Linked DNA regions of Homo sapiens: all the other regions are linked to region 3. Evidence: chromatin loops called from intact Hi-C (ENCODE). Cell type or tissue: PC-3. All regions are shown on one strand.

Region 1 (8,000 bases), 79 kb before region 3:
ATTGCTTCAGCTCACAAGTTTGAGACCAGCCCGGGCAACATGGCGACACCCCATCTCTACCAAAAACAATTAGCCAGGCATGGTGGCACATGCCTGTAGCCCCAGCTACTCAGAAGACTGAGGTGGGAGGATGGCTTGAGCCCAGGAGGCGGAGGTTGCAGTGAGCTGAGATCACGTCACTGCATTCCAGCCTGGGCAATAGAGCCAGACCTTGTCACCAAAAAAAAAAAAAAAACTTAACAGTGCCAGGTATTGGTAAGTATATGAATAGACTTTAATCCTGTGTTTCCTCTAACATTCACATTATATACTAGGTGCTCTGGAAGAAAGAAATGATGCTTTAAAGTTTACAAAGCACTTTTACATTAGGTACCTCATATGATCTCCAAAGTAATCCTGTAAGATTATTTTTGAGTAGGGGGTATAAAGTGAATCAGCCCATTCATCCTGCCTCGCATAGACTAGACATAACTGTGTCTGATTGGATTACTGAGGCTACTAATACCAGCCTTCTATCTATCTCTTTTTTCATTTATGTGGGAACCTGATTGTAAAGATACAGTAAATTAAGCACCTTAGAAATAAAACTGTGAATTATGTATTTATCATCACTTTTACTGCAATAATAGCCACTAGTCTTCCTTCAAGTACTAGATAATATGTATTCTTGCTAAAATAACTTCATTTCTCAAAATGCAGGTCTTCCACTGAGCTAAAATAAGTAACTATTCAGAATAATATCTATTGCCAACGGAAAGAGTTTTGAACTGGCAGAGTCAAGACAAATAGAGTTCTTTTTCTCTTTGAAGACAAGTTGGTTTCACTGGACTTATTTTTGTCCTCCAGCCTTTGGGGCCTCATTCCAGATTCTAGCCAGTGTCTGTCTTCTTATTTCAAGAAGGCTGTTAAACCTGTAACAGATGATACATTGATGTGAGTCACATGCCCTGAAAAGCCATAATTCTGGTGAGGGTTACTAGGAGTGAAATTTCATTGGTGAGATTCCAGAATCACTGACCCTGCAGCAGTAGTCTATAGAAAGATGGTGGGTAAATGGTAAAATTAGAAATGTCAGTGGAGAGCTTACCCATCATTAATCTTTTCTAAGTCTTCCCTGACTCATTCACCAGAGGCTTTGATTGACTGACCAAAGGCAAAATATACAACTTTTAGTTTCACATATACAGCTTTGCTCTGTAACCAGAGTCCTGCCAAAATTGGCTCAGAACTGCAGCCAGAAGGGTTTGAGATACAAAGATTGCCTCATCTCATAAAGATTTGTGACACAGAGTTTTCTTCTTTCACAGGAAGGATCCATTTGGAATGGGTCAAATGCAAGAGGATAGTTCAAATGACCTCTTAAACATGGCCAGTGACAGTTACAGAACTCTAAATGGTGTTTAATCTACTTACAAGCATTTTATATTAAGTCACCCTTAAATGGGAACATACTCATTGAAAATCAAAGTGAGTCCTTCATCATTAGGGTTCTTGGAGTCCAGTGGGATAGAAAAAAGCAAAATCATCATATAGTATGGTATATAAAATTATATGAAAATGTGTGGAAGAACAAGTACAAAATGAAGTGGCTAGAAAAACTAGAAAACCATTTTTAAAAGCCAAGGGAAGGCCGGGCACAGTGGCTCACGCCTGTAATCCCAGCACTTTGGGAGGCTGAGGCGGGCAGACCACGAGGTCAGGAGTTCGAGACCAGCATGGCCGATATGATGAAACCCCGTCTCTACTAAATATACAAAAATTAGCCAGGTGCAGTGGTACGCTCCTGTAATCACAGCTACTCAGGGTGCTGAGGCAGGAGAATCGCTTTGAACCCAGGAGGCGGAGGTTGCAGTGAGCCAAGATTGCATCACTGCACTCCAGCCTGGGAGACAGAATGAGACTCCGACACACACACACACACACACACACACACACACACCACACACGCGCGCGCGCGCACCAAGGGAGAGACTGTATGGTGGCAATAGCCTCTATAGCCTCTGGAAGAGCCATTGGCCAGGAATGGAAAGGGAAGGCACTTGGCACTGCTGGCTTGAGGGAATATCTTCTCTCAAACTTCTTTTTGATTCTGGGGAGCTCCCATACGTGCTTGTGTTTGAGTATCTTCCTGCTCCAACTCTGCCATTTACTGTTTTCCTCATCTGATAATGTGAAAGTAAGAGGTGTGTCTCAGAACTATTAGGAGGATTTAAAATGAGATCACATGTGATATGTATGGCATAGTATCTTGCCTATTTTATAAGGCTTCTGTAAGCCCAGCCCTGGAAGAGAAGCCTCTCTCCAAATCCACCACTTCCAGGTGGATTATCCATCCCACAAAAGCAACTCAGGTCATCACAGTGACACAGGCCTCAGTTAAGGTTTACATGAAAATACTAAAGGCCATAAGACTGCTGAGTATTTGGAATTCCCCATCTAGATTATTGCCCAAAGGGACCACATTTTAGCATGGTTTGCGCAGTGGGGGCACCCAGAGACCTGGCTGCTAGAACAAATTCCCTGCCCTCTGAGTATGTAACTTTGGGCAAGAGTCCCTTGTTCAACTCCTCTTACTTGGTTACTGAGGTGATAATCAGTCTCCCTCAACATGTGTCACTATTATCTATCATATGCCTGGCACTATGCCAGGGTACAGGATATGGCCCTCTGCCTTCTAGGAGCACATGGTCTGGTAGAAGTGGAAAGACACAGACCTGAATAACTGACATAAGGCAGAATAAGGTGAGTGTTGCGATGGAAGCACAGAGTGCTGTGGTAGCACAGAGGAAGGAATGATTACCATAAAAAGGAGAATTAGGGACCTGTAATACCTTTGTAGAGTGAAAAGGCTTCTTGTGGACTTTGTGTAAGGTGTTGATGTATCAAGGAAGCGTTCCACAGGGAGGTGAGTAATGCAAGACCAGGGCTGAAGTTTAGACTACACAGGACATGTTTAGGGATGAGTGAGTAGTTCTGTGAGCGAGACAGGAGGATGCCGGGGTAGAGGGAAGTTGGAACGTAAGCTAGTGGGTTCTACAGAGGAAGGGCTTTGATCTGCTGATCAGAAGGTTTGGGCCAAGCCCAGGAAAAGGGATAGCAGCAACATACGTTTGTTTATTCATTTGCTTACTTACAACAAACGTTTATTCATTATTTATAATGCAACAAGCATTAACCTAGGTGCTAAGGAGAGAAAAATGAGTAAGACACAGTTTCTTTCCTCAAGGAAATCACAGTCTGTTGGCAGAGATAAGTAGTAATGGTGCCTAATATAGGTAACACTTGCTACCTGCTCCAAGAACAAAGTTAAGCAAGTGATTAAGTTAAGCAATGCTTAGAGGTAGAGGATGTAAGAATGGCCTTAAAAAATGTGTCTTCTGAGATGAGTTTGAAGGATAAATGGAGTAGGAACTTGCCAGATTGAGGTAAGAAGCCTTCCAGACACAGCCCAACAATGCAGCAAAGCCCAATGCTTGACTAACTGGGGCACACAGGGAACACTGCAAAGTTTGGTTTGGATCCTAGAGTGGAAAAGGGAACTAAAGAGAAAAGATTGGTGAGATGAGTTGGGATAAACCTAGGAGTTTGGGCTTAATCCTGAAGCATTGAGGCGGTGTTGAAAATGTTTACACTGGGAAGTTAGGAAAGTAAATATTAGTAGGATGGAAGGATCAGAGAGGCCCTGGGCAGAAATCATAATGTGGGTGACTCCCAGGTTTCTGGCTTGAGTAACTGTTGCCATTCCCAAAATAAGAGAGGCAGGAGGAGAAGAGTTCCAGAGGAAGATGATGAGTTCATTCTTGAGTATGTTGAAGGTTATTGCAGGGTGCCTGTGATGCTCTTGCAACCCCATCCCCACCTTGAAATCCTTCAGAGGCTCCCCGTTCCCTTTAGTCCTGGCCTGGCCTCCAGTGTCTTCTCTCAGCCCTGCCTTCTAATGTGCTTGCTGCAGCCTGAGCAGCTTCGAGTTTCTAGAACTTGCCAGGTTGTGTTCTACATCTTTGAGCCTTCAACTAGAACACCATTTCCCTTCTCCTGCCTTCTGCCTGGCCAGTTGTGGCTCATCCTTCCAGACTCACTCAAGATAAAACATCTCTGAAGGAGGCTTCCCTGACATTGTCTACCACCACCCCCAGCAAGGGCTGATACCAACTGTCAGCAGCTACATACTCACCCCTACTTGACTGTAATGATTTGCATCCATGTCATCTCCTGCCCTACTGTGACATTCCCAGACCACCCCTCACTGGGCAGGTGGCATCTCTGTATCCCTTTTGCCTGGCCCAGATGGAAATTAGGACATCAGTAAATGTAAAATGAACAAATCCAGATGGGAGCATCCAACAGAGAGTTGGAAATTCCAAAAAAAGCAAAATGAAAGGCACCAAAAAAATGCATACAACATTAACACCTTATGTCTACCATTCGCTCCCCCCGCCACCCCCGTCCTCTTCCCTAAGCACTACATTATCTAAAGCCTAGATGTTCAATCATCCAAGCCCATGGCTGTTGGCTTGGTTATGTGTCTGGAATGGAACAGAAAGGGAGGAGGAGTGCAGAGGCCCAAGGAGGAGCATCAGTGAAGGTTTGGAGACTGACCTGGAATTCCTAGCCATCATGGTGGGTACAGTTTACATGAGAGGAAGCCTGGCTTTACACACCTGTTTCCTCTTTCTAAGCTCTGGCCCCTATTTTCTAACACCATCTGGTGGCCACATCTGTAAATAACAAACTCCTCAGGAGCTGAGAGAGCTTCTATAAGGCAAAAGGTCCAGGGATTGGCCTCAGAGGGCTATTATGTATTACAGCCCCAACAAGTTTATATGTATACGAGATTTGCCTTTTCTGATGAGACACTCCAAGAGCTTTTGACCAGAATCTTAAAAACTCCTATAGCCTCCAAAAGGCTTAGAATCCCTGCTACAAAGGATTGATTCTTTTTTTCCCCAAGTGAAATCCTATGAAGAATCATACACAAGCTAAAGAAGCAGACCTAAATCCCTGCTTGCTCAGAACCTCACCCTCCAATTTCCCAAAGCACTTACAGAGAACCTGGAATCTAGTTTGAAAACCACTCTTGTGAAACGAAGGGCTTGTAGAGCATCGGGGCCAGATGGGCCCTTAGAAATCATTGTGACGTACTAGGTCCCACCTGAGAGAGGAGGCTTGGTGATACACACAGCACGTATCAGTAGCAGTACTGGAACCTAACACAAGTCTCCCCTCTTGTTTCTCTTCTCTTTTTACTGCTTGCCTTATTGCCCAAAACCTAAATTTAAAAATGTACTAATCAAAACTTTTTCTATATATAGTTCCCAAACAGGAAACCATTCTTCATATAGATTTCTAGGTCTCTGGAAAGAGATCTTTCCCCTCAAAATGCCTCTTAACCAACCATAAATCATGGTAGAAAATAAATCTAGAGCTTACGTTTGAATAGTTTGTTGTTTGTTTGTGTTGGGGCGTGTGTTTTTTTGAAACAGGGTCTCATTCTGTTTACTAGACTGGAATGCAGTGGTGCGATCATAGCTCACTCTAACTTCGAACTTCTGGGTTCAAGCGATCCTCCTCCCTTAGCCTCACCAGAAGCTAGGACTACAGGTGTGCAGCACCCTGCCCAGCTAGTTCTTTTTTTTTTTTTTTTGGTGGCAATGGAGTCTTATTGTGTTCCCAGGCTGGTCTTGAACTCCTGGCCTCAAGTGAACCTCCCACCTCAGCCTCCCAAAGTGCAGGGATTACAGTCATGAGCCACTGCACACTGCACCTGACCCAAATAATTCTTTTCAACTTACAACATCAATACCCATGGGCTAGTTTCACAGTGGCAGAATAGACTCAGAGAGGTAAAATGACTTGTTTGCTGTTTCCTGTCATCAACTTAAAGGTTCTTTCCACTGTCTCACAACATTTGTGTTCGAATGTGCATATTCTGCGGTACTTAAAACAGTGAACAAATAGGCAATCCATCTGGCTTATTGATACTTGTTCAGGGAGTGGGGGTTATAACCCCTGCTATTAACTGCCATTTGGAGATGGGGGACGGATGAAGTCTAACATTGTTTAAACATTCATATACTAGAGTCTGAACAACCTTCAAAATATGCTTTTAGTCACCATTTTACAGATGCCTAAACCAAAGTATAGAAAGAGAAAGTGCTTTGCCTCAAGGTCACACAGCTAGTAATTGTCTCACCCTCCTGCCCTTTCCCTTCTTTCTCTTTTAGGAGTGCCAGCTTCTCTCAGGGCACCAGAGCCTCTTTTCTCATGAGGAGTGACACAGCTGTACAAAAACTTGCCCAGGGCAATGGACACTGTGTCAACGGGATCAGTGGTCAAGTCCATGGCTTCTATAGCCTTCCCAAGCCGAGCCGGCACAATACAGAATTCAGAGACAGTACCTACGACCTCCCCCGCAGCCTGGCCTCCCATGGCCACACCAAGGGCAGCCTCACAGGCTCCGAGACAGATAATGAGGATGTGTACACCTTCAAGACGCCCAGCAACACCCTGTGCAGGGAGTTCGGGGACCTCCTGGTAGACAATATGGATGTTCCGGCCACCCCACTCTCAGCCTACCAGATCCCTAGGACATTCACTCTGGACAAAAACCACAATGCCATGACAGTGGCCACTCCTGGGGACTCAGCCATAGCTCCCCCACCCCGCCCCCCCAAGCCAAGTCAGGCAGAAACACCTCGATGGGGCAGTCCTCAGCAGAGACCGCCAATCAGTGAAAATAGCAGATCTGTCGCTGCCACCATCCCCAGACGCAACACCCTCCCTGCAATGGACAACAGCCGACTTCACCGAGGTCAGTATAAGTCCTAGCTGAGACTCAGAGGGAGGAGGAGGTAACACAGGGGTTCTCAATAGTTTGATGGTCCTTGGTCATCCATGGCCGAGGGGAACTTACGAACCACCTAGGTCACTGATACTCAAAAACATAGGTGTCTTCTACCCAGATCCCTTACCAGTTGGTCCTCCAGCACTGGAGGCTGTTAGTAGTAGTTGTCTAACAGAGCTAGCCCCAGAGAAGTTAATGTTCTACTAATGGAGAATAGGACATTCTTGATTAACCACAGTATAACATATTATGGGTTTAGAAGCCCAAATCATTGTATTTTATTCATTTGTAAATCAAATCAAAGATTTAAAAAATAAATTCAGAAGATCAGTCCAAACTGGAGTGAAACCTGTGTGGACTAACAGACTGCTAAAGCAAAACGAGGTCTTAATATTTTCTAAATCATACTTGAATCTCTTTGGTTGAAGTCAAAACTTTTATTTGAAGTACCTAAATTCTATTGTTACTTGTTTTCCACTGAGAGTATTCCAACTCTGCATGTAACCTCCTCTGTATGATGAAAAAATAGAACAATATTAATTCCTTTCATTTTGCATCTTGCTTTATGGTTTGCAAAGCCTTTTCTTGTCCATCCTGTTGTTTAAGCCAGGCAGAGAGGTTGGTGGGACAAAACCTCCTTGTCTCCATCTCACATGAGGCCAATGACAGTTAAGAGACTTAAATAGAGTTGCAGAGTCATTGTGCCAGAGATGAGACTCAGACCCTAGAGTCCCAGCTCCTAGTTTAGACCTCTTTGCCGTCTTTCAATCCATCGACAATTTGAGCAGTCATACTCCGTTTTGGAACTGAGATGATAAAGACATACATAAAACATGTTCCTGCCCTTCAGAGCTTACATCTCATTGGGAAAATAAAACCAACACATATAAATCAGGACAAGTATTGTTACTGTGGTGTTCAGAGAAGTGATGGCTGGGGTGAGCAGGACAGGTGAGTGGTGTAGGAGTCAAAGGAGAGGTGCATAGATGAGGGTAGAGTAGTCAAGGACAGCTTCTCTGCAGATGCTAACACTGGAGCTACATCTAGAAGCCCAGGAGGAATTTTTGAACTGAGGAGTGATGTGTTCGAAGAAATTCCTTATCATTTGGGGTTGAGAGTAGTATCTTCTGGAGTATCAGTAAGACCTTGAACCACA
Region 2 (8,000 bases), 67 kb before region 3:
TGGTGCGACAGAAGAAAACTTTCCAGTGCATAAAGGAAATGTGCTCCTTTCTTAAGCGCCAGCAAGCAAAGGCTGGATGTCTCAGGAGAGCCACTGTTGATGAGACTTGGCCTGATGTGCTAGAAAGGAGGCAGTGTGGTACAGGGGTTAGCACAGGTTTGGAAGTCAGAAAACAGACCTGATTCCCATCACTCAACAGCTGTGCAGCCACAGGCAAAGTCACTTCTCTGAAAGTAAAGTGAACCACAGTTTCATCTTTGCTTTAAACAGTATCAACAGTAATCATACCTACCTTACAGGATTGTCATGAGGATTAAAATGAAAACATGAAAAGTCCTTAGCATGGTGCATGTGTCAGAGTAGGGCTCAGGGAAACAGTGTTCTTACTCCCAGAGGTGTTTTTCTGGGTGGTGGGTTAGTCTGTTTTCTGCAGTCACTCACAGTTTTTTCCTCCTCGTGACAGCAAAACCCAGTGTCTGCATCTCCCGTTCCCAGTGGCACGAACAGTCCTGCCCCTAAGAAGAGCACCGGCAGCGTTGATTATCTGGCCCTGGACTTCCAGCCGAGCTCCCCAAGCCCCCACCGCAAGGTGCCTGGAGTAGAGTTGGGGGGGCAGTAAGAGCTCTCAGGGTCCCGGAGGCAGAGATCATGGAGGCCAGGGTGCCTTCAACACTGAACAGCAGCACTCAGCCTCCCTCCTGCTCCAGTACCCAGCTTTTATGATGCATCTTTAGTCATAGAGCTTTCATCTAGGTCTAAAGACTCCTATTCCTGCTCTCAGAGCACAGTACCCTCAGTCAGAGAACCTCATCAGTCAGCCCATCCCCCGTGTTGTAGAGATGGGCAAATGAGTGCACAGAGATCTGATTGTCCTAAGGTTACAAAGTGAATCAGCAACAGATCCAGGAATGAGGATACTGCCTCCTGGTCCTGGGCTCTCGAGTGGGTCCAGAGCCCTGCCGTCGATACATCAGCCTTCAGAAGGGACTTCCAGGCCTGGGAAAGCCTCCCCAGGAGGCATCCTTATAGCTAAGCAGTCTAGACAGAAGGGTGCAGAGCTGTGCCTCAGCATGGTTCCCCTTCACAGGGTGGCAGTGAGCACAGCACGTAAAGTCCTGTGGCTGATGTTTGTTTGCACCTAGCAAATTCCTTCCCCTGGATGAGCGACCTGACAGAGATGGGTGGAGGCAGAGATGAAGGCCTGGACCCATCCACCAGGGCCAAGGAAGGGCCTGGGTCCTCCCAGAAGCCGGGAAGTAAGAAGGGCTGGCAGGTGCTGCTACATCCTGCAGGAGGGATGATGAGTTTGGAGTCTGAGCTTTAAAGCCCACATTCAGAAAGAGAAGCCAGGCTCCTGAGGCTGGTCAGTGGCAGGCAGAGGCCATGCTCTTCTCCCCTTCAGACAGCTCAGGAAGATCCCGTGCCCACCTTCTTCCTCCCCACCTAACTGGTAACTCACAGCTACTCCCTCTTTCCCACTCTGTCCCCTCAGCCATCTACTTCATCCGTCACCTCTGATGAGAAGGTGGACTACGTTCAGGTGGACAAGGAGAAGACCCAGGCCCTGCAGAACACCATGCAGGAGTGGACAGACGTGCGGCAGTCCTCAGAGCCTTCCAAGGGTGCCAAGCTGTGATGAGAGGGCCACCGCAGAGCCCAGGAGGCAGCATCTCCAGAGCTGGCCCTTCCCATCTCCCCTCTCCCCTCTCCCGTTCTTCCTCCCATCCACCTCCTCTCTACTCTGCCAGTCTCAGCCTTCAAAGCACTTGACATCAGGGACCCTGAACCCTTCCCCTGGGAGGTGAGGGCCTGATCAAGGCACCTCCTCTGCCCACTCGGGGCCCAGCTGTGATTTTTATCAGTAATGGCCATGCCTCCACCCACCTTAGTTAGGAGCTACTTCCAAAAAGCATCCTTCAGCCTCTTCCTGTCCTTTAGACCTGACTCTCTACCAGATGTTTGGAGGGAAGGGCTGGGGCTCTGAGCCAGATTCCACACCTCACGTTCAGTCACAGCCCTCAGCTATCTTCCCTCCGGCCACTGGGCTACCTCTCCTTCAGTCCCAGAAGACAAGTCTCACCAACCCAGGGAGTCAAGGACCAGCAAACCAAAGTGGATAATGGACTTTTTCATTCCTGTTTTTCTTGGCAGGAGAGAAGCAAGGCCACTAAAAGAGGAGATGGTGGAGACGGAGGCTCAGCAGTGGTCTTGAGGGGTAAAGGACTTAGATGCCCAGATGAAGAGGGAAAGCTGACATCTGCAGGGAACCCACTTTGAGGCTGAGGCCATGGCAGGACAGCTGCTGTGGGGTGCAGAGGCAGAAGATGAAGGACAAAAGGAAGGGAAAACTGATGGCCAACCTAGAGCAGCAAGGAGCAGGGCTTGGAGCTCGGGTGGTGGAGATGACAAGGACACTGTGGGGTCTGGGTCCCCAGAACTCTGGAGCTACAGGCCACTCTAGGCCCAAGGGCTAGTCCTCTTCCCCAGTCCCCTCAGAGGCCCCCGCCAGCCCCACCTTGAAAGCAGCATACAGGGGAAGGCTTGGACCAAGCTGGGCGACCAAGCACATGGGGCAGGAACACATGGTAAAGGGGTGGGGAATATGGGAGGGAGTGTGGTGTGGATGGGGGTGATGCAGGGACTGAGGGGAACCCTGGGACAGGCACAGGCTGGGCAGAGGCACAGGGCAGTGCAGGGGACTCTGCAGTGGGGTCGGGAAGTGAGTTTCTTTGCAGTGAGCAGTGCAGTGGAAGTCGGGCACAGAGGTAGCAGACAGATGTGAAGCAGTGGTGAAGGCCATGTAGCAAGTGGGGAAATACATCCAAAGGGCCTGGGAGTTGGGGGGTGCCCAACGCAATCCTTGGGGGTGCAGGGTGGAGCAGAAAGTGAAGGAGGGACACGTGCAAGAGTGGTGTGCATGGTGGTGTGACATGAGGACCGTTCCTAGGATGGGACAGTGGGTCAGGCAGGACAAGGAGAAAGCAGGGCAGAATGATGCCTAGAGGACCACATCAGGCATGGCTGACAGCTTGTGCCCATGGGCTGTGGCGTATGTCAGATCGCAGGGTAGGAACGAGTCTGGCCTGGTGCCGGCCCAGTGTTTCCTCAGCTCATCCGCCCTCTGTTGCTCCCTAGCATTCCAGGAGCCATCTTGGACTCTCCTCCCCAGGTTTGAAAGGCCATCAGATTAGCAGGGACGGGGTGTAGGGCATCACCCAAGGTTCCTTCTCTTAAACTAAGGGTGGGGGATCTGAATGTTTTTATGTTGACTGTTCTTGACTAAATTTTCAAGAGTTTCAGAAGCAACAGGACAGACCAGACGTTTCATTCTACCCTGGGGCGAACAGAACTTCTTCCTCCCAAACAATGACTTCCTGCCATGTTTGATGGGGACAGCTACCACTGTCCTCTGCCCCCATTCCCCTTTCAGCTCCCATGAGCATGCATAGTTCACCAGACCAATGGCCTAGCCATTCTCTAAGTCCCATCCTGGAAGAAGTTATTTCTTCAAGAGCTGCACCTCTCCTCCTAGCATTAGTTTAGATCAACTCAAGGAGTATTTATTAATGGCTGCTGTCTCCAGTTTCTGGGGTTAAGCACTAAGGACACAAGAATCAATCAGACCTTCTCCCTGAACTTAAGATAGCCACAATCAGAAAAAGGACAAGGACATGAGACAGTGGTGATGGCCATCAGACAGAGACTTCAAATGCTGATGGAGGGCAGAGGAAGTACTTAGGGAGGTTGGTGTCAGAGGCAGGAGTGGGGGATCAGGGAAGGTGGATTCTAGGAAAAGGGAGTGCCTGAGGTAGGCCTTAGAAGGGGATGAGTCAGATTTTTACAGAGGAGGAGGGCAGGGCTTGGGTCCAGTGGAGGAAGAAGGAAGGAGAGGCTTGGAAAGCCTTGTGTCTTGGGAACAAAAGGCCTTTGAGCATATGGGTCCAGCCACTCAGAAGTGTAGGGGCCATGCCTTGGTGTTCCAATAAGTGAATGGAAGCAGTGGTGGTAGCTACACTGGGCAGAGTTGGCAGGGTGCTGGTTCACTCTGCCCAGCCCTGAATGTGTGCCTTAAAGGCCCCCTACAAGGGGCCCCATACGACAGAGCTTTTAACTGGTGCCTTCCCTGTACCCGCAGCAGCCACAAGTGGGCCCAGACTATTGCAGCCTCCCATAAACATGTGAGCATGTTCTGAGTGTGCCATGATGTGAGTGGACCTGGCTGGAATCTTCGGAGAGCGACTGAGGTGTTCAAATCGAATCTCCCAGGAGGCTTCCTTCCAGCCCCCTATTCTGGTAACTACCAGGAGGCTTCCTTCCAGCCCCCTATTCTGGTAACTACCAAAATCCCTCGGGTGCAAGTGTAGGGGTAGAGATGGAAGGATGAGAGGTGAAATTGACCTTTTGAAAGCAAAGCTCTGGCTCACAGGCCCCAAACTACCAGCCGTATCTAGCATATCCCCACCCTCCACCCACTACCTCCTCCAACAAAGGAGTCAACTCAGTTGAAAAAACTGGTCCTTTGGCCTATCCATGGGTCAAAGTCCACCTCTCCTGGGGGCCTGGAGAGGACTGAGCCTACGGAAAGGGGATACCTTCCCACTCAGCACTGCTTCACACAGGCCCCCTGCCTGGGGCTCTCCAAGGAGCCTTCTTCACCCACTTCCAGCTCCACTTCTGCAAGGTTAAGTCAAGTGAGAACGATGAGAAATAGGGAGATGGTGTCTCCTTAAGTCCTTGATCTGCCTGTCTGTGGAATGGGAGGTTGGATTAGCTGCGCTGAGGTCCCATCCACAGCTGGTGCTCAGCTGCTTGAAGGGGAGACTCCCTCCTCTGTAACTTCTTTCTGGGGGATTGGGGTGGGCAGTACCTATCCCCAGTCCCCTCCTAGCTTGACTTTAGTGGTTTCCAATGTAGAAGTTAACAAAGTATGCCCCATTCCTGTGACAAAAGCACAACCATTCTGAAGTTACTGGAGCATGGGCTCAGCTCATCCTCCCTCTGGCCCCTTCTCCCATGGGGACATCTCGGCCCAGCACCCCTATCCCATTTCCAGAGTTCTTCCTTCCCCATCTGGGCCTTCATAAAATGCAGGGGAAGCCAGACTGGTCTCAGGAGCGCTAAAGCCCTTCCGTGGGGGGTCGTCTTTCTGGGACTAGCCCTGCTGTTTAGGACCTGGGACCACAATGGGGTACCTGCCGAGGGGGTCCCCAAGAGATCCAGGCTGTCATGTGATTTATGGTGGCATGTGTTGTGTATTTGTTGGCTACTTGTGTCTTGAAATCTAGAATTATTTCACGCAGAATTGTCACTGTTTGTCAGGAAGAGAAAATGGGCTAGTGGAAGCCCAGTCTTGAGTTCTTGTCTTGTTACCATTTAAAATTGACATTTAATTTTCAAATCACTGTTGGTGCCTAATCACTTAAGTTATTAATTTATTCTGTTGTATTCTTTTTTTTAAATTGTAACATATTTATCCGGTGGGTGGGACAGGAGTGTGTTCAAGTGGGTCATGTTTTTGCTGTGGTGACACATGGTACAGGCTTGGAGCTTGCAGGTCCCTTTCTACTGTGGTGTTGGAGCAGGACAATAAAGTCCACTAGAAATGCACCCCAGAACCAGCTGCCGTGTCCATCTTGTCTTGAGGGGCTTGGTGGTGGAACCCGTTCTCACTCCAGTCTGTTCCAATTTTTGCTTTATTTGGAAATAATTGGGTATTTTTCTTGGCTGTGAATAAGAACAAATGCTCTCTACCTCAGCGTCTGTTGTAAAGTGGAAATCATACTAGCATTTACCCATCCAGCTTTCTTAGGCGTCTAGAGATGGGTTCTGGGCGTGTCTGTCTGCTGCTTTCACAGGTCACTTAGATGTGACATCTTGAGGGTCTGTGACATTGGGCCCAAACTCCACACCACCATCACAGCAGGCAGCCCCTGGGGAAGGAGGTAGGTAAAGGCTTGAGAGCTGCCTCCCAGGTGCATCCTCTCCACGGGCAGCATCACCCAGCCCTCAGTAAGGTAAGTAAGTCAGTCAGTCCACACGTTTACTTACACCCCACTTCAGTAGATTCAGTAGAGGGCTCTTGGCTCCCTGTGGCATCTCACACGTCACTGGGGGGCAGGCTGAGTCCTGGCCTCCCCAGACCCCGTGAGCAAAACCCAGTGGCCATCACAGCCCCTGAGTCCAAGGAAGAACAATCTCTTGCTTAGGCTTACTTTTATTTATTTATGAACATGGGTGTCTGTCTTGTCTTCGGTTAGAAGTTAGAAGGGGGCTACAGCAGTGTCAGGGCACTTCACCCAACCTGCAGGTGGCTGCTGTTGCAGCTACAAAGGCCAACTGCTCAGAGGAGCCCACAGGCTTCCTAAGAGCCCACACTTCACAAGGAACATGAACACCTTTGCAGTAAAATCAGGACTCTAACCACAAGGGGGATACAAGTGGTGGCTTCTCAGGCCCTGAGGCAGGCGTGGAGGGGCTGTGGGGGCAAAGGCCTCCTGCTGTGAGAAGCTAGCCCCCCGCCCCCCCCCCCAAAACCATGCAGTGGCGCTTGGTAAGGGGGCAGGTCTCGGTCTCTGTTCTTCTCAGAAAGGTACAGACAGTGCAGGTACCCCCCACCCCCATATGAGAAACAAACAAACAGGACAGCCAGAGGAGACACTGCCCCCCCCACCCCTTTGTGCAAGGCTTGGATCCTGCTGTGCTTTATACCGTACAGCAGTCGGAAGGAAAATAGTACTTGATGTCAAAACATTGGAGCTGAGGTCTAGCCTGTTTCCTGAACATCATCAGATCTTCCCGCATGGGGAGCCTGCTAGGGAAGGAGGGGGAGGCAAAGACCCGTGTGTGCCCATCTCGGCTGCTTCAAGTTAACCAGGACACTTGGGTGTAAAGTTTTAATGGGACTGATCCCCAATGAAAGGGACTTAGGTCTTACTTCCATATCTGAGAGAATCTCTGTGTACCCTTCATCAGGCTGAGGACTAAGGTGCCATGAGCTGTACCATCCTTCCTCTTGGTAGGGCCTGCCTCCACAGCTTCCCTCAGGCCCTACCTGGCTCCTGGAGGGAAGGGGTCAGGTTGGCAGCAGGTTCACATTAGAAGACCAGTCTGTGGAAGTCACCACCATTGCCACCTGCAGGATTGCAGCCCCCTGGAGAGCCTTCATCCTCATCCTTGTCTTCATCAAAGCCCCTCCCCCAGTGCGGAGATGTGGGGAGTGCAGAGATGTAGGCCGCCCTGCTCCGGGCCTCCTTCTCCTGCTCCTGGGAACACAGATGAGAGGAGACTTAGACTTAGAATTCACACCCTGAAGCCAGAGTGAGTCTACCCAGCACAACACCTTTCAATGTTTCCTCTAGGTCCCCAGGGCCTGGACACACAGAGACATTGCAGCTCAGTGGCAGGATATCCGGGGTGGACACCTTCAAAAGACTTCAAAAGACCCCCTCCTCTCAATAAAAACTCTAGTCCCTGAGCCAGCTGATACTAGGGTGTGACTGACTAGCTGACAAGGGCCTAATGTGGTACCGAGAGGTCTGAGGACTTCGAGGGTCATATCACACCACACGGGAACCTGTCCGCAGGCCTCATGATCACGAGGAATGGGCTCTGCCTATGAGAAAGCCCATCCTCCTGCTACCAGGACGTCAGCCTCATGGCGATCCTTACCCGCCACCCTGCCTCCATCTGGACAGCATGGCAGAAGCTGTCCCTGAGAGCCTGACTCAGCCTCAGGCCCCTCCCTGGGCTGCTGCTGGTAAAACAGCACATAGGCTGTGTCCTTGGGGAAGAAGGAGTTGATGTTGGTGACACCCGGTCTGGTGTCCCCACACCAGTTGCTGTATTCCCCCGCACAAAACACAAACTCCAGGCACTGGCACCCATCCCACTGGTCAAAGCCCATGCTGTTCCAGCTGCTCAGTATGCCAGTGCCACCCTTGACTCTAGGGAGTCACACAGGAGGCTCACGTGGGTAGTGGGACCCCCTCCCCCCACACCCG
Region 3 (8,000 bases):
TAAGCAACGGATGGGGGAAAAAAAGCCAGCTAGTAAGAAATTCTAGGTGGTAGTGTTGGCCAATTAATAATAATAATAGGCCAGGCATGGTGGCTCACACCTGTAATCCCAGCACTTTGGGAGGCCAAAGTGTGCGGATTGTTTGAGCCCAGGACTCAAGACCAGCCTGGGTAACATGGTGAAACCCTGTCTCTACAAATATACAAAAATTAGCTGGGTGTGGTGGCATGCACCTGTAGTCCCAGCTACTTGGGAGGCTGAGGTGGGAGGATCACTTAAGCGTGGGAGGTTGAGGCTGCAGCAAGCCATGATCTCACCATTGCACTCCAGCCTGGGCAACAGAGTGAGACCCCATCTCAAAAAATAACAATAAAATAATAATAGCTAACAGTTACATTCTGCTTACTATGTGCCAGGCAATTCTAGGTGTTTTCCATATAATAACTCAATTACCAAAACAATACTGTGAGATATATAATTTTTCTCATTTTATAGATTAAAGAAATTGAATCACAGATAGATTAAACCACTTGCCCAACATCCAACAGCTAGTGACTGGTAGAGCCAAGATTCAAAACCCCAATGATCTGGCTCCTAAATCTTTGTTCTTAATGACTATGTAGTACCATGGAGGACAATTTGGGGAATTCAAAAAACTCAGGATTCAAGGAAATCATCCAAAGCGGGAGTCAGGATTTCTGTAGAAAAATGTCCTATCACAGTACTATTTCTTGAACACCTACTGTGTGTCAACAGCTGTTTTGGTGTTTACACATACCATTTAATCCTCACAAAACCCGTAAGTGATAAGAACTGTCACCCCCATTATTTATTTATTTATTTATTTATTGACAGGGAGTCTCGCTCCGTCACCCAGGCTGGAGTGAAGTGGCACAATCTCGGCTGACTGCAACCTCCATCTCCTGGGTTCAAGTGATTCTCCCGCCTCAGCCTCTCGAGTAGCTGGGACTACAAGTGCCCGCCACCACGCCTGGCTAATGTTTGTATTTTTAGTGCAGACGGGTTTTGCATTGTGGGCCAGGATGAGTCTTGAACTCCTCACCTCAGATGATCCACCCACCTCAGCCTCCCAAAGTGCTGGAATTACAGGTGTGAGGCACCGCATGCAGCCCCCCATTTTTAGATGATGAATTTGAATGATGAAAGCCAAGTGATAAAATGACTTCTAGCCCAAATGCATTTCACATTGGTTCTATGCATTCACGGACCCACCCTGTGGTTAATTCCCCAGTTTCTGGAAGTAGAGATCAGCAGATATATATTTAGCAGATATTAGAATTCTTGTGTTGTTTTTCTGACCTGAGGAGTAAGAATCTTTTTTTTTTTTGAGACAGAGTCTTGTTCTGTCACCCAGGCTGGAGTACAATGGCTTGATCCCGGCTCACTGCAACCTCCACCTCCTGGGTTCAAGCGATTCCCCTGCCTCAGCCTCCTGAGTAGCTGGAATTACAGGCATGCCACCACCACACACGGCTAATTTTTGTAGTCTCTAATGTTAGTAGAGATGGGGTTTCACCACATTGGCCAGGCTGATCTCGAACTCCTGACCTCAAGTGATCCGCCCGCCTCGGCCTCCCAAAGTGCTGGAATTACAGGCGTGAGCCACCACATCCAGCCGAGTAAGAGTCTGTAGTAGAAAGGGCCAAGTGGAAGCCCCTGAAGTTACCCAGACACTTCACTGCCCCCATCAGTAGAAGCAATATTGCATCCCAGAAAGAACTGCAGAGATTAACACCATCAGAACAGACTTAGAGGACACAAGCCTGTTTATGCCCATTATATCTCTATTCAGATCACCTCTATGGCTTCTGCAATAAAACAGACCCTGGCAGATGATGGTGGAATGTTCTGGTAAGGCTCAGTTAAGTGTCAGCTCAGGAACAAATCCAGTGGTAATGATGAACAGGCTATTTGTAGTAATCATGATCATATCAAGGGTAAGGCAATCATAAGGACTTCAGGGACAGTCATAGTCCCACCACCAAGCAAGAAATCCAGGCCAGCCAAAGTGCTAGATGAGAATAAGAGAAATCTAGATTGAGTGGTAGAAGAAGCAGATAATGAATATCAATTACAGCTTTGGGATCAACTGTAGCAGCAAGTGTTATAACTTGTTTCACTAATTTGCTTGGATTATCAAGTGTTTGCAGAGAACGCAGCCAACTGCCATACTGAAGACGACCGTATGACAAATTAAATTTACACAAGGGCATTTTAAGTGGGCTTGAATGGTGCAAGGGTTGGACTCTGTCAAACACCTCTCATGTCCCACTTCATATCTTGTCAGTCTCACCTCTTATTCCAGCCATTGTGCAGCAGTGACCATCTTCATGAAGATGTAACCTGAAAATGCCTGGCCTCAGGCCCGTCTCATGTCTTTCATTTTCTGCCTTCCAGTCTCTTTGAGCTGCCATGCCTGATGTCTGTGGGAGTCCACTTAGCACTCATTTACAGGAAACATAAATGTTCCCTAGGGCCAGTCTTGACCAATGGGAGAGGGAAACTGATGGATAACCTTTTCTCCCTCTCTTCCCCTGAGCAAGACAGTCCTTAAATGCATCCTATATGGTCTCTCAGAAGGTCTCCCATGCTTGAGTAATCAGTTGTCCTCAGTAGTAGTTAATATCTTATCCTTATATTTGCACTCCCTATTTCATTTTCTGCAAGCATAGCTCCTGCTTCCTGAGATCAGCACAGCAAATTAAACTACTCACACATAAGCCTTTGTCTCAGGCCCTGCTTTGGGGAGAATATAGGCTAAGACAAATGCTTTAAGGCCATAAACAGAATTGAGAGGGTATTTCAGACTTCTGCCTTCAGGGACTGGGGGTTGGAGTCAAAAGTTTTTCTCTATTGTGCTCCAAGGTTAAATAAACAATGCTGTTGGTCATAAAATGTCATCCACATTTTCTTCCTGTGAAATAGGGTCACTTGATGATAATCAGCAGTCCCTTTGCTCTTAGAACATTTTGCTTTCATCCTTCTCCTGGTTGATATTAATGGTCTTTATAAAATTGATATTGATATGATCTGATGCTGATAAAGAGGAATTTGGGCTGGGCACAGTAGCTCATGACTGTAATCTCAGCACTTTGGGAGGCCGAGGCGGGCAGATTGCTTGAGCCCAGGAGTTTGAGACCAGCCTGGGCAACATGGCGAAACCTCAGTTCTACAAAAAATACAAAAATTAGCCAGGTGTGGTGGTGCACCTATAGTCCTAGCTACTCCGGAGGCTGAGGTGGGAGGATGATTTAAGCCTGTGAGGTCAAGGCTGCAGTGAGCTGTGCCCACTGCACTTTGGCCTGGGCAACAGAGTGAGACTCTGTCTGCCCCTACCCTCCCACTCCACCAAAAAATAAAAACAAAAAGAGAGAGTGGGATTCAAATACCAAGGTGCACCTCAATGAAGTCTAGATTCCTCTGGGCTTCTGATCAGTGCACCACAAAATTCTGAACACTCATGAAGACAAGATAGGAGGCTAGGTGCAGTGGCTCACGCCTGTAATCCCAGCACTTTGGGATACCAAAGGGGGAGGATCACTTGAGGTCAGGAGTTCCAGACCAGCCTGACCAATAGAGAAACCTTGTCTCTACTAAAAATACAAAAATTAGCCAGGCGTTGGGGCGGAAGCCTATAATCCCAGCTACTGGGAAGAATGAGGCAGGAGAATCGCTTGGGCCCAGAAGGAGGAGATTGCAGTGAGCCGAGATCATGCCACTGCACTCCAGCCTGGGAGACAGAGCGAGACTCCATCTCAAAAAAAAAAAAAAAGACAAGATAGGAGACTCCACAGCAAACACTTCCAAGTCATGGGCAAAGGTCTGGTGGCTAAATAGGGGAAGACATTTTTTTCTTTTCCTTATTTAGTCTCTCCTCAGAACACAAATTGGGAGCTTGAAGAAAGAAATAGTGTAATGGTTATAGATGCAGATGCTGCCATCTGATGGGCTGGGTTGAATCCTGGCTGCATCACTTACCAGCAGTGAGTACCCGAGTGAGTTCCTTAACTCTCCAGTGCTCTATTTCCTCACAATGTTTACATAAATGAGATGACTTATGTATCACACTTCACCCAGTGTTTGGTATCTAGTAAGTGTATGCTATTAATAATAATTGAATCATTGCTACTATTCATATCCTAGTTCACATGGAGCTTGGCAACAATGAAATCTAAGGTTCTGTGTGTTATACCTGTTTTTTTTTTTTCCATATTTTAAGTTACCTCATAACCCTTAAAAGCAAAGATTACTGAAATGTGTGTCCTGGCCCCGCCCCAATAACAAAATATAGGAAAGGAGCTGTGGGACACCCTTTGGCACTCAAATTAAGATCTTAGTTTTCCAGCCTAGCCAACATGGTGAAACCCTGTCTCTAAAAAAATACAAAAATTAGCTGGGCATGGTGGCACGCGCCTGTAATCCCAGCTACTTGGGAGGCTGAGACGGGAGGATCACTTGAACCTGGAAAGTGGAGGTTGCAGTGAGCCAAGATTGCGCCACTGCACTCCAGCCTGGTTGACAGAGCGAGACTGTCTCTGGGGGAGCAGGGAGGCGGGAAGAAAGATCTTAGTTGTTGTGCCAGGTGCGGTGGCTCACGCCTATAATCCAAGAACTTTTGGAGGCCGAGGTGGGCAGATCACTTGAGATCAGGAGTTTAAGACCAGCCTGGCCAAAATGGTGAAACCCCATCTCTACTAAAAATACAAAAAATTAGCCAGGCATGGTGGTACGCACCTGTAATCCAGCTACTTGGGAGGCTGAGGCAGGAGAATCACTTGAACCCAGGAGGCGGAGGTTGCAGCGAGCGGAGATCGTGCCACTGAACTCCAGCCTGGGATACAGAGCGAGACCCTGTCTCAAAAAAAAAAAAAAGATCTTAGATGTTGGCTAGGCATAGTGGCTCACACTTGTAATCCCAGCACTTTGGGAGGCCAAGGAGGGAAGATTGCTTGAGGTTGGCAGTTCAAGACCAGCCTGGGCAACATGGCAAGACCCATCTCTACAAAAAAAATTTTTTTAATTAGCCAGGTGTGGTGGCACGTAACTGTGGTCCCAGCTACTCAGGAGACTGAGATGGGAGGATCACCTGAGAACAGGAGTTTGAGGCTGCAGTGAGCTATGATCACACCACTGCACTTACATACATACATACATACTTACATTAGTTATTGACACAGAGGCTTAGTGATATCAATGAGCTAAGAACGAATGAAAACTGATCAGTTACTCCTTGGAAATCCTGGCCTCTGAGGACTCATGGTAGATAGCTCCAGTGAAGGCCTCAAACAGTGAAAAAGCAACTATGACCAAAGCCTTGCTACGAATACTACACGGGGAGCCAAGATCACGCCACTGCACTCCAGCCTGGGCAACAGAGTGAGACCCTGTCTTAAAAAAAACACAAATACTACATGGGGTTTCTACTTCCTTCAGAAAGCCTATACAAAGTTTCGGAAAATTTCAGACACAATAAACCTGGTTAAGGAAGAGGGTGTGTGTGTATGCATGCAAGTGAATGCAGGTACACGCATTCACACACACAAACACATAGACACACACTCCTGCGTGAGGGCTGGGCATGGGAAAAGATTGATGGGATTTCATTCGTAAATTGGGAGGAGAATGAAAGAGCTTATTCAATGTGCAGTTGTAACAGGCATTAAAGGAAGGCAAGGAATGCAATGGTGTGGCTGAACAAGAATCATGAGCTAGAACAATTCCAGGTGGGCCCTCTGCTTTGAAAGCACTTTTTAACCAGGCAGGTGGATTTTAATAATAAGCTACCCAGCAGGCCAGCCAGGTCCCAGCATGAAGCATCAGGTGGCAAGCAGGTGACGATTAGAATGAGGTGTGGTTGGCAGAACAAAAAGGAATAACAAGAAGCCTCCTTCTCATTTTTCACCTGAGGTACAGAGAGGAAAAGTGACCTGCCCATGATTACACGCAACTGAGAGGCAAAACTGGGACTAGAATTAGGACTAGAACTTCTGTCAGCTTCTTCTTTTGCAGGGCAAAGATCCCTGGGAACCATCAGGTCAATTAATGTCAACTGATTCATTCTTTTTTTTTTTTTTTTGACACGAAATTTCGCTCTTGTTGCCCAGGCTGGAGTGCAATGGCGCGATCTCAGCTCACTACAACCTCTGCTTCCCGGGTTCAAGTGATTCTCCTGCCTCAGCCTGCCAAGTAGCTGAGATTACAGGCACCCACCACCATGCCTGGCTAATTTTTTGTATTTTTAGTAGAGTTGGGGTTTTACCATGTTGGCCAGACTAGTCTCAAACTCCTGACCTCAGGTGATCCGCCCGCCTCGGCCTCCCAAAGTGCTGGGATTATAGGCGTGAGCCACCACGCCTAGCTGATTCATTATTTTATTCAGTATTTTTTAATCAATCATTCTCATTTATCACAAATTCATTTATTCAACAAATGTTACTGAAGGCCTACTATATTCCAAGCTCTGTGCAGGGATCTGGGACAACCAACTCAGACCAGACCTGATTCAGACCCATGGGGTGAGGCACACTCTGTTATAGACTGAATGTTTGAGCCCCCTACCCCAGTTGATATGTTGAAATCTTAACCTTCAATGTGATGGTATAGGGAGGTGGGGGCCTGTCTAAAGTAATTAGGTTATGAGGGTTGAGCCCTCATGAGTAGAATTAGTGCCCTTATAAAAGACAGCCCACTGGCTGGGAGCGGTGGCTCACACCTGTAATCTCAGCACTTTGGGAGGCTGAAGCAGGTGGATTGCTTGAGGTCAGGGGTTCAAGACCAGCCTGACCAACACAGTGAAACTCCATCTCTACTAAAAATACAAAAATGACCCAGGCATGGTGGCTGGCACCTGTAATCCCAGCTACTTGGGAGGTTAAAGCAGGAGAATCACTTGAACCCTGGTGGCAGAGGTTGCAGTGAGCAGAGATCATGCCACTGCATTCTAGCCTGGGTGACACAGTGAGTCTCTGTCTCAAAAATAAATAAATAAGTAAATAAAAATGAAAGAGAGCCCAGAAAGCGCTCTCACTCTCTTTCCACCATGTGAGGATACAAGAAGTTGGCAGTCTGCAACCTGGAAGACAGCCCTCACCAGACCCGCTTCCTGGACCTGGATCTCAGACTTCCAGCCTCCAGAACTGTGAGGAATAAATGTCTGTTTGTCTGTTGTTTATAAGACACTCAGTCTGTGGTACTTCGGTATAGCAGCCTGAACTAAGACATGCTTATAAACATACAAGATGACTGGAAAATTATTATCCTGTTGGTCCAAGAACTCCTCTTGGGAAAGGAATTGTCTTCTTTGGAATAACACCTTCATAAGGTCTTGGGTAGAAGGAGAGGCCAAGAACAGAAAGCGCCCTGGAACTACTCTACACAAGAAAGGCTTTCGAAGAGGTTTGTTGTTTCAGAGAGTGAGGGAAGATCAGAAAAATGGGGAGACTGAAACTGCACCAGGAAAGGGCAACAGGGGGACACCACATGGCCAAAGAGTCAAAGAGGACCAGGGAGGGCCAGCCTGATGCCTTGAGATTTAAAGGATTTGCTGTGTGTGCTGTGCTCGTCAGTAAAGTCTCTGTACTCATAAATACTGTGTATCAGCAGGTTTTGCCTGGAAAGCAGTGAAGGAGCTGAATCTCCAATCTGGGTTATAAGGTAAGAACACAGGCCACAACTGAGAATTAGGAAGTCCAGGAGAAAAGAGGTGATGTGAAAATGTATGCCTCTGAGACTCTGCAGAAATACAAGGGAAAGCCTTGGCTTCCACAGGCTGTCAAATTGAGACTAAATGGTTGGGCAAAGTCAGTTTTATTTAGATTTGAAGAATCTTGGAGGGCTTAGCTGTCATCGGGGTTACAATTGTAAATTCTGAAAAGAAACCTGCATGAAGTGCTTTGGGAAAATTTCATAGATCATCTGAACTGGGTCATGCAGGATTTGTCATAGGATAGGAGGAGCCTGACATACAATAAAGGAAAAGG

The links. A loop is a pair of places that touch in the nucleus more often than their neighbours do. Peaks named below come from ENCODE experiments on the same cell type or tissue, not always from the same donor. Only the 100,000 strongest peaks of a DNase experiment are listed, where the experiment ranks them.
Region 1: a loop joins it to region 3, with 6 times the contacts of the local background. A loop is called at or near these places in 3 of 110 quality-filtered maps.
Region 2: a loop joins it to region 3, with 12 times the contacts of the local background. A loop is called at or near these places in 10 of 110 quality-filtered maps.

What each region holds. Positions count from the first base shown.
Region 1 is chr11:78,225,276-78,233,275 of GRCh38, reverse strand. It overlaps GAB2 (GRB2 associated binding protein 2), which reads left to right. Exons shown (of 10, transcript NM_080491.3): 4 at 6,225-6,811. It also overlaps a transcript of USP35 not described here. Among named protein-coding and RNA genes, the nearest start is that of USP35, 40 kb to the right of the region's middle. In PC-3, a CTCF peak has its summit at 4,706 (motif pointing left); DNase peaks (open chromatin) are centred at 925 and 4,705.
Region 2 is chr11:78,212,908-78,220,907 of GRCh38, reverse strand. It overlaps USP35 (ubiquitin specific peptidase 35), which reads right to left. Exons shown (of 11, transcript NM_020798.4): 11 at 5,676-7,262. The coding sequence ends at 7,095. It overlaps GAB2 (GRB2 associated binding protein 2), which reads left to right. Exons shown (of 10, transcript NM_080491.3): 9 at 464-589; 10 at 1,493-5,615. The coding sequence ends at 1,636. Among named protein-coding and RNA genes, the nearest start is that of USP35, 28 kb to the right of the region's middle. In PC-3, no CTCF peak of the experiment used is centred here; a DNase peak (open chromatin) is centred at 3,827; H3K27ac peaks cover 769 bases.
Region 3 is chr11:78,145,849-78,153,848 of GRCh38, reverse strand. It overlaps KCTD21-AS1 (KCTD21 antisense RNA 1), which reads right to left. Exons shown (of 3, transcript NR_102281.1): 2 at 4,756-4,872. Among named protein-coding and RNA genes, the nearest start is that of KCTD21-AS1, 10 kb to the right of the region's middle. In PC-3, a CTCF peak has its summit at 3,975 (motif pointing left); a DNase peak (open chromatin) is centred at 4,038; H3K27ac peaks cover 563 bases.